3 separate regions of the Homo sapiens genome follow, and all the other regions are linked to region 2. A link is a contact called in ENCODE Hi-C or POLR2A ChIA-PET data. All regions are on one chromosome and are shown on one strand. The core of a region is the stretch at or near the end of the contact, and the rest is flanking DNA. Distances in the headings are between cores, read along the strand shown. Region 1 holds the start of RHOB (ras homolog family member B). Region 2 holds the start of SDC1 (syndecan 1). Region 3 overlaps LOC105373465 (a long non-coding RNA gene).

Region 1 (2,922 bases), core at 55-2,554, 220 kb after region 2:
TAGAGGGGACACCCCCTAACCCGCTGTGCCCCATTTGCTAGCCCCTTACTCCTCCCCTCTTCTCCAGCCTCAAGCCTTTTCGTCTGCTCAGGGGTCTTGGGGTGGTTGGATTCTATTGAACCCGGAATATTGTACGTTCTATTGTACAATAGTGTATATTCTATTGTACATTCTATTGTACAATAGTGTATATTCTATTGTACATTCTATTGTACAATAGTGTATATTCTATTGTACATTCTATTGTACAATAGTGTATATTCTATTGTACATTCTATTGTACAATAGTGTATATTCTATTGTACATTCTATTGTACAAGTGTATATTCTATTGTACATTCTATTGTACAATAGTGTATATTCTATTGTACATTCTATTGTACAATAGTGTATATTCTATTGTACATTCTATTGTACAATAGTGTATATTCTATTGTACAATTTATCTCAGACAGTTCTCTGTTTTAAGAACCGGGATCAGAGTTCATAGTGAAAAGAGGGGCCGAAGGGGCTTCTTCCTGTCCGGTAACTTCCTCCAAGTGTTCGAGCCTCGACCTTCCCTTTCCGTTGTCAAGCTTGGGCCACTCCGCACCTCTTCCCTTAATCTTCACCTAGAGACCTAAGCTGGGGGTTGGGAAGGGTAGGGGCGGCGGGACTTGGAAGAGCCAGTTTGCAGCCAGCCGGTCGCCTCTCGGGTCCAAACCCGAGGCTGGCCCACGGCGAGTACCCGGGTGGGGCCCTAAACCACAGGAGGGGCCACCTCCAAAAGAAAAGAGAAAACACTCTTGTTTGGGAACAAAAGTGTGTGTGTGGGGTGTGTGTGTGTGTGTGTGTGTGTGTGTGTCTGTTTATTTAAAAACAAAACCACGTTAAAAGAGCTGCCCCTCCCCCACAGGCCCGACCACCCGCCGGGAGTTTGCCAGGAAGAGGGGCAATTCTGAATGGGAGTCGCCAACGCCCCACTGAGTGAAGCCTGTCTCGGAACCGCTCGCCCAGACCCTGGAGGCTCCAGACAGCCAGCTCCCGGACCCCGCGCGCAAACGCTGCGGCGAAGGAGGGGACCCGGGTACCGCCAGAGCCCCGCAGCGGCAGCAGCAGCGCGGACTCCCCGGTCGCTGCCTCTCCCAGCCCGGCGGCCTGGGCCGTCAATCAAGCTGGCCCTGCCCCGCCCTCGGGCTGCAGGGGGCGGCCAATCAGAGCTAAGCTCCGCAGCGATGAGCTCAGCCGGCTGGTTTCCCATTGGACGGCTATATTAAGAAAGTGGCCGGACTCTTTAAATAGCGGGCGCTAGGGCCGCAGCCCTCATCTGCCACCGCAGTCTGGTTGGAGCTGTTGTCTTGTATGCTCAGCGAGGCCCGGAGAGACCCGGGAGAGAGCTAGGCCGAGTCCACCGCCCGAGTCTGCTGCCCGAGCCCGCGTTACGCACAAAGCCGCCGATCCCCGGCCTGGGGTGAGCAGAGCGACCACCGCCCGGGAGCAGCGCGGCGAGACGCACGGTGCGCCCTATGCCCCCGCGCCCCCACCGCCCCCGCCGCGGCAGCCGAAGCGCAGCGAGAGAACGCGCCACCGCGGGGCCCGGGTGCAGCTAGCGACCCTCTCGCCACCTGCGCGCAGCCCGAGGTGAGCAGTGAGCGGCGAGCGGGAGGGCAGCGAGGCGTTCGCGGGCCCCCTCCTGCTGCCCGGGCCCGGCCCGCTCATGGCGGCCATCCGCAAGAAGCTGGTGGTGGTGGGCGACGGCGCGTGTGGCAAGACGTGCCTGCTGATCGTGTTCAGTAAGGACGAGTTCCCCGAGGTGTACGTGCCCACCGTCTTCGAGAACTATGTGGCCGACATTGAGGTGGACGGCAAGCAGGTGGAGCTGGCGCTGTGGGACACGGCGGGCCAGGAGGACTACGACCGCCTGCGGCCGCTCTCCTACCCGGACACCGACGTCATTCTCATGTGCTTCTCGGTGGACAGCCCGGACTCGCTGGAGAACATCCCCGAGAAGTGGGTCCCCGAGGTGAAGCACTTCTGTCCCAATGTGCCCATCATCCTGGTGGCCAACAAAAAAGACCTGCGCAGCGACGAGCATGTCCGCACAGAGCTGGCCCGCATGAAGCAGGAACCCGTGCGCACGGATGACGGCCGCGCCATGGCCGTGCGCATCCAAGCCTACGACTACCTCGAGTGCTCTGCCAAGACCAAGGAAGGCGTGCGCGAGGTCTTCGAGACGGCCACGCGCGCCGCGCTGCAGAAGCGCTACGGCTCCCAGAACGGCTGCATCAACTGCTGCAAGGTGCTATGAGGGCCGCGCCCGTCGCGCCTGCCCCTGCCGGCACGGCTCCCCCTCCTGGACCAGTCCCCCGCGAGCCCGGAGAAGGGGAGACCCGTGTCCCACAAGGACCCCACCGGCCTGCCTGGCATCTGTCTGCTGACGCCTCTGGCTTGCGCCAGGACTTGGCGTGGGCACCGGGCGCCCCCATCCCAGTGTCTGTGTGCGTCCAGCTGTGTTGCACAGGCCTGGGCTCCCCACTGAGTGCCAAGGGTCCCCTGAGCATGCTTTTCTGAAGAGCCGGGCCTCAGAGTGTGTGGCTGTGTGTCTGTTCGACTCCCCTCGCCCCATTTTCACCCCACCCCCGCCTCTGATCCCCGGGGGCGAGATTGGCGCGGGAGTGTGGCCGCGCCCCATCAGATGTTCGCCCTTCACCAGCGGGAGCTTGATATCCCTTGTCTGTAACATAGACCCCGGGTACTGCGGGAGGGGAGGGCTGCTGGGGAGGATGGGGGGATGTTATATAAATATAGATATAATTTTATTTTCGGAGCTAAGATGGTGTTATTTAAGGGTGGTGATGGGTGAGCGCTCTGGCCCAGGCTGGGCCAGACTCCCGCCCAAGCATGAACAGGACTTGACCATCTTTCCAACCCCTGGGGAAGACA
Region 2 (3,232 bases), core at 376-2,875:
AGGGGAAGCGCCCCTGGCTCCGCACCTCCCCTCTGCATCCCTGGGGATGGCCGAGCCGGCCCGCAGGAGGGACCCCGGGACGCCAGCACCGGGCGCGGGGGCTGGGGAGGCGAACTCGGGCGGCAGACTCGGGCACCGGGCGGCCCGCGCTGACACCTGGCTGCGGCCCAGGTCCCAGCCCCCGTCAAGGCCGGCGTTACGGGGCTGTTCCCAGGAAAGGGTTACAGGGGCCGAGAACAAAGCGCCCCCATTGGGGAAGGCGGGCTAGCGGCCGGTGGCCGGGGCGGGAGAGCCACTTTCTGGGGACCCTCAGGCTGCTCTTTGTCGGCCACGTCCCTCTTTAGTGGAGCGTCAGCCCCGCTGAAGGTGGATGCTGCATCCCACCCAAAGGCCTCTTACAGCCCCGAGCTCCACATCTGCCCCTCTTTTCTCCCAGCTGCACTGGGCGGGCCAAGGGACCCGCCTTCCCTCCGCGCGGCTTCAGCACAAAGCCGAGCCGGGGAGCGGGAGGCCATTCCCGGGTCCCCTCGCGTGGAAGGCGCCTGCGCCTCGGCCGTGCCCGGCACGGGAACGCGCCCTCCGGGGCCAGCTCAACTTCAGCAGCCCAGAAGTTGGGCTCCTCCGGGTCTCCAGCGTTCCGAGGCCAACTTCCCGGAACCTCCCGCTGCCGGGCCGGCTCAGCTCACCTCGAGCCGCCCACGGCAAGCCCGAGGGCCCTGCAGACGCTCGCCCGCGCCCCCCACGCAGCCCTGGCCCGGCTCCCCGGGCCAACGCGGCCGCCTCCCGCTCCCGCGCCGGCCGCGCTGCGCCCAAACTTGCCCTGGCGCAAGGGGCGGGGCGCCCGGGCTCGGCGGCGCTGGGGCGCAAGCCCGCGGGTCTGGTTTGAATTAGGGTCTGCAGGGGGGGCGTTGTGGCCGCGGTCACTGCATCCCCCCGGGTCACCGACGGGGGCCCGGCCGCCGCGGTGGCCGGGGCGAGGAGGGTGGGAACGGGCGACCCCGGGCGCCGCTGTGGGCTGGCGGGCTCCGACAGATGTGGAGACGTTTTACATAATTGAGCGCGGGGCCCCGGCCCCCCACCCTCCCCAGCGCGGGACCGGTGCGGCACCCACCGACAGCGGAGGAAATTGGGGCTGGAGCCCTGGTCTCGGGGCTCACCGTCCCGGGACCCGCTGGGCTAGCGCGGGAAGAAGGGAAGTCTTCGCTCCCCCTCCCCCTCCACGTGCACCCGCCGGCATCCGCGGGTGACCAGTCCCGGCTTCCCGCCGCCTCCCCGCCTGGCCGCCGGCCGCACTCACCGGCAGGGCCGGCTGCAGGCTCAGCGCCAGCGCGCACAGCCAGAGCCAGAGCGCCGCGCGCCTCATGCTGCCCGGACCGGCGGCGGGAGAGCGGCAGGCTGCGCGGGTCGCGGCTGCGGGCCGGCTTCGCGGGTTCCGCTGCTCGATGCTCTCTTGGGCGCCTGCCCAGCGCGCCGCTGTCCCAGGCGAGGGCTGCAGGGTCCGCCGGCTGGAGTCCGCTCTCTACTGCCGGATTCCTCTCCGCTCGGCTCGGATTCGGCCCGCACCTCTCCCGCCGAGCTCCGCCTTATAATAAACCCACAGGCCCTTCCTTAGCCGTTGCAAAAACTGGCCCCCCACCCCCAGCTCCGCCAGGTCTCCCGGCCAGCCCCAGTCCACACCCCCCAGGACCCCGCCCCCCAGCCACCCCTCCCGGCCCCTTCGGAACGCCCCACCCCCGGCCCGCTCCTAAGGTTCTTGCCTGCTTGGCTCCCGCTCCTCCGGTGGCCGAACGTCGCTTTCGGGAGCTGTGGTCCCCGCAAGCCGCGGTTCCCGGCCTTTCAGCTCGGCTGCTCCCTGGGTGGTGGGGCCGAGGCGCACCCCCTTCTGCCCGGGCCCGGAGTGCGGAGGCGCAGCCCGGGAGAGGGGCTGAAGGGGGGCAGGCAGTCCTCGGGCGCGAGTGTGCAGCGCCCTCTGGGCGTGGACGCGGAGCGCGCTCCAGGTGCGCAGGACTCCTAGCTCTCTTGGGGAACGCTTTCTGGGGCAGGGCGGGGACCCGGGGGCGATGGGGCCTTCAACCGACGGGCAAACACACACAGACACACCCCGGCTGTCCTCCAGCTGCGATGCGGCTCGCTGCGCCCCGCCGGCCCAGATTCTCCCGTACGCTCGCGTTCTTCCTGCACTCCACAAAGTGCTGGAGACTTGGGGCCTTAGTTTAAACAGCTGCACCCGCACGGAAGGGCTGCAAGAAAAAGGGGGACGGGGGCGGAGTTCGCAGCGTTTTTCTGTGGAAGACAACGCCCTCTCTCTTCATCTGAGCTAAAAGGAAAAATAAGTAACTTCTTTGTTCCCCGGTGACCTCGGGCACGCGGATCTGAGGAGCACCGTGCAGTTGCTGCTCCTTCGAGATCCCCTGCGAGGCCCTGGGCCTCAGTTCAAAAAGCTGTGGAAGGCCTGCGGGTGTAGGGGAAACGGCCGAGAGAGCAAAGGGGAAGAACCGGACGGGCCCTGCCCACATCTGGCAGGCAGGAGAGATGGTGCCAAACGACCTTCGCACCTGGGCCCTGAGACCAAAGATGGCGTCGTCCTCCCCTGTCTTCCCTAGGCGGAAGGCAAGAACTTGGGTCGGCCTGAGCTGGGGACCAAGAAAATATCGGGAAGTGTCCAGTGTTCCTCTTTAAAAGAATTAAACCTTCCTGGGCCACGCAGGGACTGACCGTGGGACCCTGGACTCTCCTCCACCTTCCACCGTGGAGCAGGCTCTGGAGCCGAGCAGCCTCCTGCGTCCCCATCTCATCCCCCCACTCCTCCTCACAGCACTAAAAGATGATGGCCTGCTTGTACCCCTGCTCCTGAGCACCTGTTTGACCTCAAAGAGCTCTCGCTTTTGGGGTGTCCGTCTCCCCAAGTCTGTCTAGGGGGCAGGAAGACCTTCATCAGGGTTCTTGGGGGCCGATGTGGGCTCGCTGAGTGCCTGAGTGATGGATGGTCTCACAGCACGGCACCACGGAGGTCCAGCCGAGCTCGAGGAGTCCCTGTGGATTAAAAATGCCCTTTTCGAAGGTTCTACCTCTACCAGAGGGTGGCTCCACAGATCCCTTCAACCCAGTATGGTGGAAAAATAGGAATTTTGGAATCTTACCTTTCTCTACTGCTCACAACAGAGGAAACTGGGGTCAGGGAGGATTTGATGGAGTCTTTTCATTTTTTAAAAGTCACTCACGGCCAAGCGCG
Region 3 (3,131 bases), core at 149-2,648, 200 kb after region 2:
TCACAGGAACAGGGAAGATGGGAGGAGGAGTGGGCTTACAGCAAAGAGAAGCGTTTTATTTTATTCAGCTTGGCCGTGAGACTTCTCTGTGGCGATAGGTGAGTTTGCCAAATCTGGAGCTCGAGAACCAAGTCAAGGCTGTAGCTGCATATTTAGGAGTAAAGGTAGAAATTGAAGTAATGGGAGGGAGTAAGAGTGTTGAAGATGGAAGTTTTTCATGCCAGAAATAAGCTGTTTAAGGAAATGACCAATCTCCTAGAAATCTCCAAGGCCTATGTTAAAACCATCCCTTACCCCTGCAAAGATACCATATGCACGTACCTCTAACATTGCCTGGTTTATGTCATGTGCACCTAACCATTGCCCTAGCAGGTGGGCCTCTGTACAAAGGGAAGTAAATACTTGTTCCTGTAGAACCTCTGGTTTTGGATAATATAAATATTAACTTTGGCCAGGCGCAGTGGCTCACACCTGTAATCCCAGCACTTTGGGAGGCCGAGGCGGGGGGGATCACCTGAGGTCGGAAGTTCGAGACCAGCCTGGCCAATATGGTGAAACCCCCGTCTCTACTAAAAATACAAAAAATTAGCAGGGCGTGGTGGCAGGTGCCTGTAATCCCAGCTGCCTGGGAGACTGAGGCAGGAGAATCACTTGAACCCAGGAGGGGGAGGTTGCAGTGAGCCAAGATGGTGCTACTGTACTCCAGCCTGGGCGCGGCAGAGCAAGACTCCATCTCAAAAATAAATGAGTAAATAGATATTAACTTTCTAGTACTTCGGGCACATCTGCTTGTAATGCCCCTGAGGTGACTATGGTAGCAGTCCGTCCCAAGCTTCTTGGCAATGCCAGTGGCTGGCAATGTGTCACATGCCTGGAATGACCAGAGAATAAGTGTCTGATGGTCTGCTCGGTAGTCACTGGAAGCCACCCCCATGAGGTGGTGACAAAAGAGGACTTTGGAAGGCTCTGACAGTGCATTGGAGCTGGGGCTTCTTGGGTATTTTTTTTTTTTTTGAGACGGAGTTTTGCTTTTGTTGTCCAGGCTGGAATGCAATGGCATGATCTCAGTTCACTGCAACCTCTGCCTCCCAGATTCAAGCGATTCTCCTGTCTCAGCCTCCTAAGTTGCTGGGATTACAGGTATGTGCCACCATGCCTGGCTAATTTTATATTTTTAGTGGAGATGGGGTTTCTCCATGTTGGTCAGGCTGATCTTGAACTCCCGACCTCAGGTGATCTGCCTGCCTTGGCCTCCCAAAGTGCTGGGATTACAGGTGTGAACCACCGTGCCTGGCCTGCTTCTTGAGTGTTTTTGTTGTGAGTTTTAATCCCTACAGTGAAAAAGAACAGCTCCCTCTTGTTGGAGTGGCAGGGGTTGGCAATGCTCCCTTGCCTTTAGAGCGGAAGTCCATCCCCATGAGCTGGAGGCAGTGAAAGGTCAACCCCCAAGTCCATGGGTAGTCCCTTGGCAGCTGGGCGGAAACCAGCGAAGAGGCTGATATTTTGGAATGGCCGACGGCTCTATGGGTCCCAGGAAGATGAGCTAATTTGCTCACAGCGGGGCCACCAGGTCTGCTGCTTGCCTCGGTGGCTTCAGATGCTCTTTGAGCAGGCTGTGGCTCCCAGAGCTGAATAGGAGTGTAGGACTCACTCCCTTGGATGGACTCACAGAGACTGAAGTGCAAGCCAGGTGCCATATGACGAATTCCCAGAGAAGTGGAGCTGCCCAAGGGAGGGCACATGCGCTCGGCCTCAGCGGCATTAGTATGCCTTGATGGGCTCCTCAGCTGTCCGTTTCTGTCCATAACCTGGACGTCAGTGTGACTCCTCTCCCCCACCTCCCTGTCTCCCTCCCTTCCTCCTTCCCTCACTTATCCCCCTCTCCCATCTCTCCATCCATCCTCCCCCTCCACCATCCCCAGGCCCAGTGGAGGGTGACAGCTCACAGCCTGGGTCCTCCGTATCCATGCTGTGTTCTTTGTGCCCCGCCCTCCATCCGGGAGCAGCACTAGAAGGAAGGTCCTCAGCTCTTTAGGGACATTCCTGTCCTGGAGCCAAGGCCAGCACTGGCAGGGGTCCACGAACCTTGGCTGACTAGTCCTGTGGTCAGCCTTACCCTGTGGAGGCACAGAGCCAGAGGCCCTTGCTTCTGACTGGCTGCATTCCCATTGCACATGTGGGAATTGGGAAAGGCCGGGGACCTGCTCAGGCTCGCCTGGATGGCACTTCCCCAGCTCTCTGATGGGTTGTGGGGACACGGCACTTCTGGTCCAGGGAAGTGGCCCAGGACTTCCCATATCTGGGGCACAATGCTCCCATCCCACACTGGAGAATCAAGATTGCACTGCACGGAGGAATTTTTAAAGAATTTTCCTAATATGGGAGTGAGACCTTGATCCATGATGGCTCCCAGATACTCAGAGGATAGAGCCAGCCCCTTGCTGTCAGCACCAACTTCCATCCTTAGAGCTGCCGCCTCTCCTAACCCCCCACTCAGAGTCCTGGCCCTGAGTCTGGCTTCCCCGGGCTGGGAGCCACGATGATCTCTGAAAACACCATCAGTGCTGGGAACTCAGAGGAGGTTTTGGGTGCTTTAGTTCCATGCATCTGCACCAGAGCTCCCTGGGCCCAGGCCCCACCTGATGGGCCCCATTCTCCCACAACATGGGGTCTTGGTTCTGAACCTGCCCTGGGGCTGGCCCCTGCCCCTAGCTGCCTCTTTCTGGTCCCCAGCCCTGCACAGGAAGGCCATCTGCATACCCGACCTTACCTATCATCCATCGGGAAGCTTTCCGATGCTACATGCTCACTGGTTTAAACTGTTGCTCCCCCCACAGCAGGCATCTCAGCCTCCAGCTGTTTGTCAGCTGCTTCACATGGCTTCCAGCTGCTGAGGCTGAAGAAAGCTGGAGGCTTCAGTGGATGCTTCTGCGGCAAAAAGCTTGCTGGGGAGAAGCAAGCAAGCACAAAAGAGCAAGTGCCTTCTCTCCTCCTGACCTCAGTCTCCTAGTGCCCCCTATTGGAAGAACCTGCCAGAACCAGCTGACCTGGGGACATGTAATTTGCACAGATCAAGCCCCAGTAGCGCCAACCTGACAAGTGGAGATCTGGAGCCGAGACTGAATAGCCAA

What was found. A loop is a pair of places that touch in the nucleus more often than their neighbours do. ChIA-PET counts read pairs that join two places held with the same protein, here RNA polymerase II (POLR2A). Pooled maps may share reads with other maps.
Region 1: a pooled map shows a loop between it and region 2 (3-fold over the local background). The contact joins the promoter of RHOB here to the promoter of SDC1 in region 2. A Hi-C loop is called at or near these places in 2 of 50 pooled maps. POLR2A ChIA-PET finds 5 or more read pairs at or near these places in 11 of 52 experiments (BJ, Caco-2, H1 and 6 more).
Region 3: a loop to region 2 is called in a pooled map, with 4 times the contacts of the local background. The contact joins the enhancer-like site here to the promoter of SDC1 in region 2. A Hi-C loop is called at or near these places in 1 of 37 single-sample maps with no recorded cell type and 4 of 50 pooled maps. POLR2A ChIA-PET finds 5 or more read pairs at or near these places in 1 of 52 experiments (Caco-2).

What each region holds. Positions count from the first base shown.
Region 1 is chr2:20,445,770-20,448,691 of GRCh38, forward strand. RHOB (ras homolog family member B) reads left to right here and starts at 1,305. Exons shown (of 1, transcript NM_004040.4): 1 at 1,305-2,922. The coding sequence starts at 1,697. The coding sequence ends at 2,287. RefSeq lists silencers at 1,014-1,263, 1,514-1,723.
Region 2 is chr2:20,223,505-20,226,736 of GRCh38, forward strand. It overlaps SDC1 (syndecan 1), which reads right to left and starts at 1,626. Exons shown (of 5, transcript NM_002997.5): 1 at 1,298-1,626. The coding sequence starts at 1,363. RefSeq lists silencers at 1-192, 603-1,062, 1,083-1,142, 1,183-1,602, 1,663-2,042 and enhancers at 1,594-2,273, 2,274-2,953.
Region 3 is chr2:20,420,058-20,423,188 of GRCh38, forward strand. It overlaps LOC105373465 (a long non-coding RNA gene), which reads right to left. Exons shown (of 5, transcript XR_001739317.2): 2 at 2,771-3,131. Among named protein-coding and RNA genes, the nearest start is that of RHOB, 25 kb to the right of the region's middle. RefSeq lists an enhancer at 2,136-2,649. Within about 2 kb of position 1,399, at least 8 of the 41 ENCODE cell types and tissues checked have a DNase peak (open chromatin) inside an H3K27ac peak, as active enhancers do.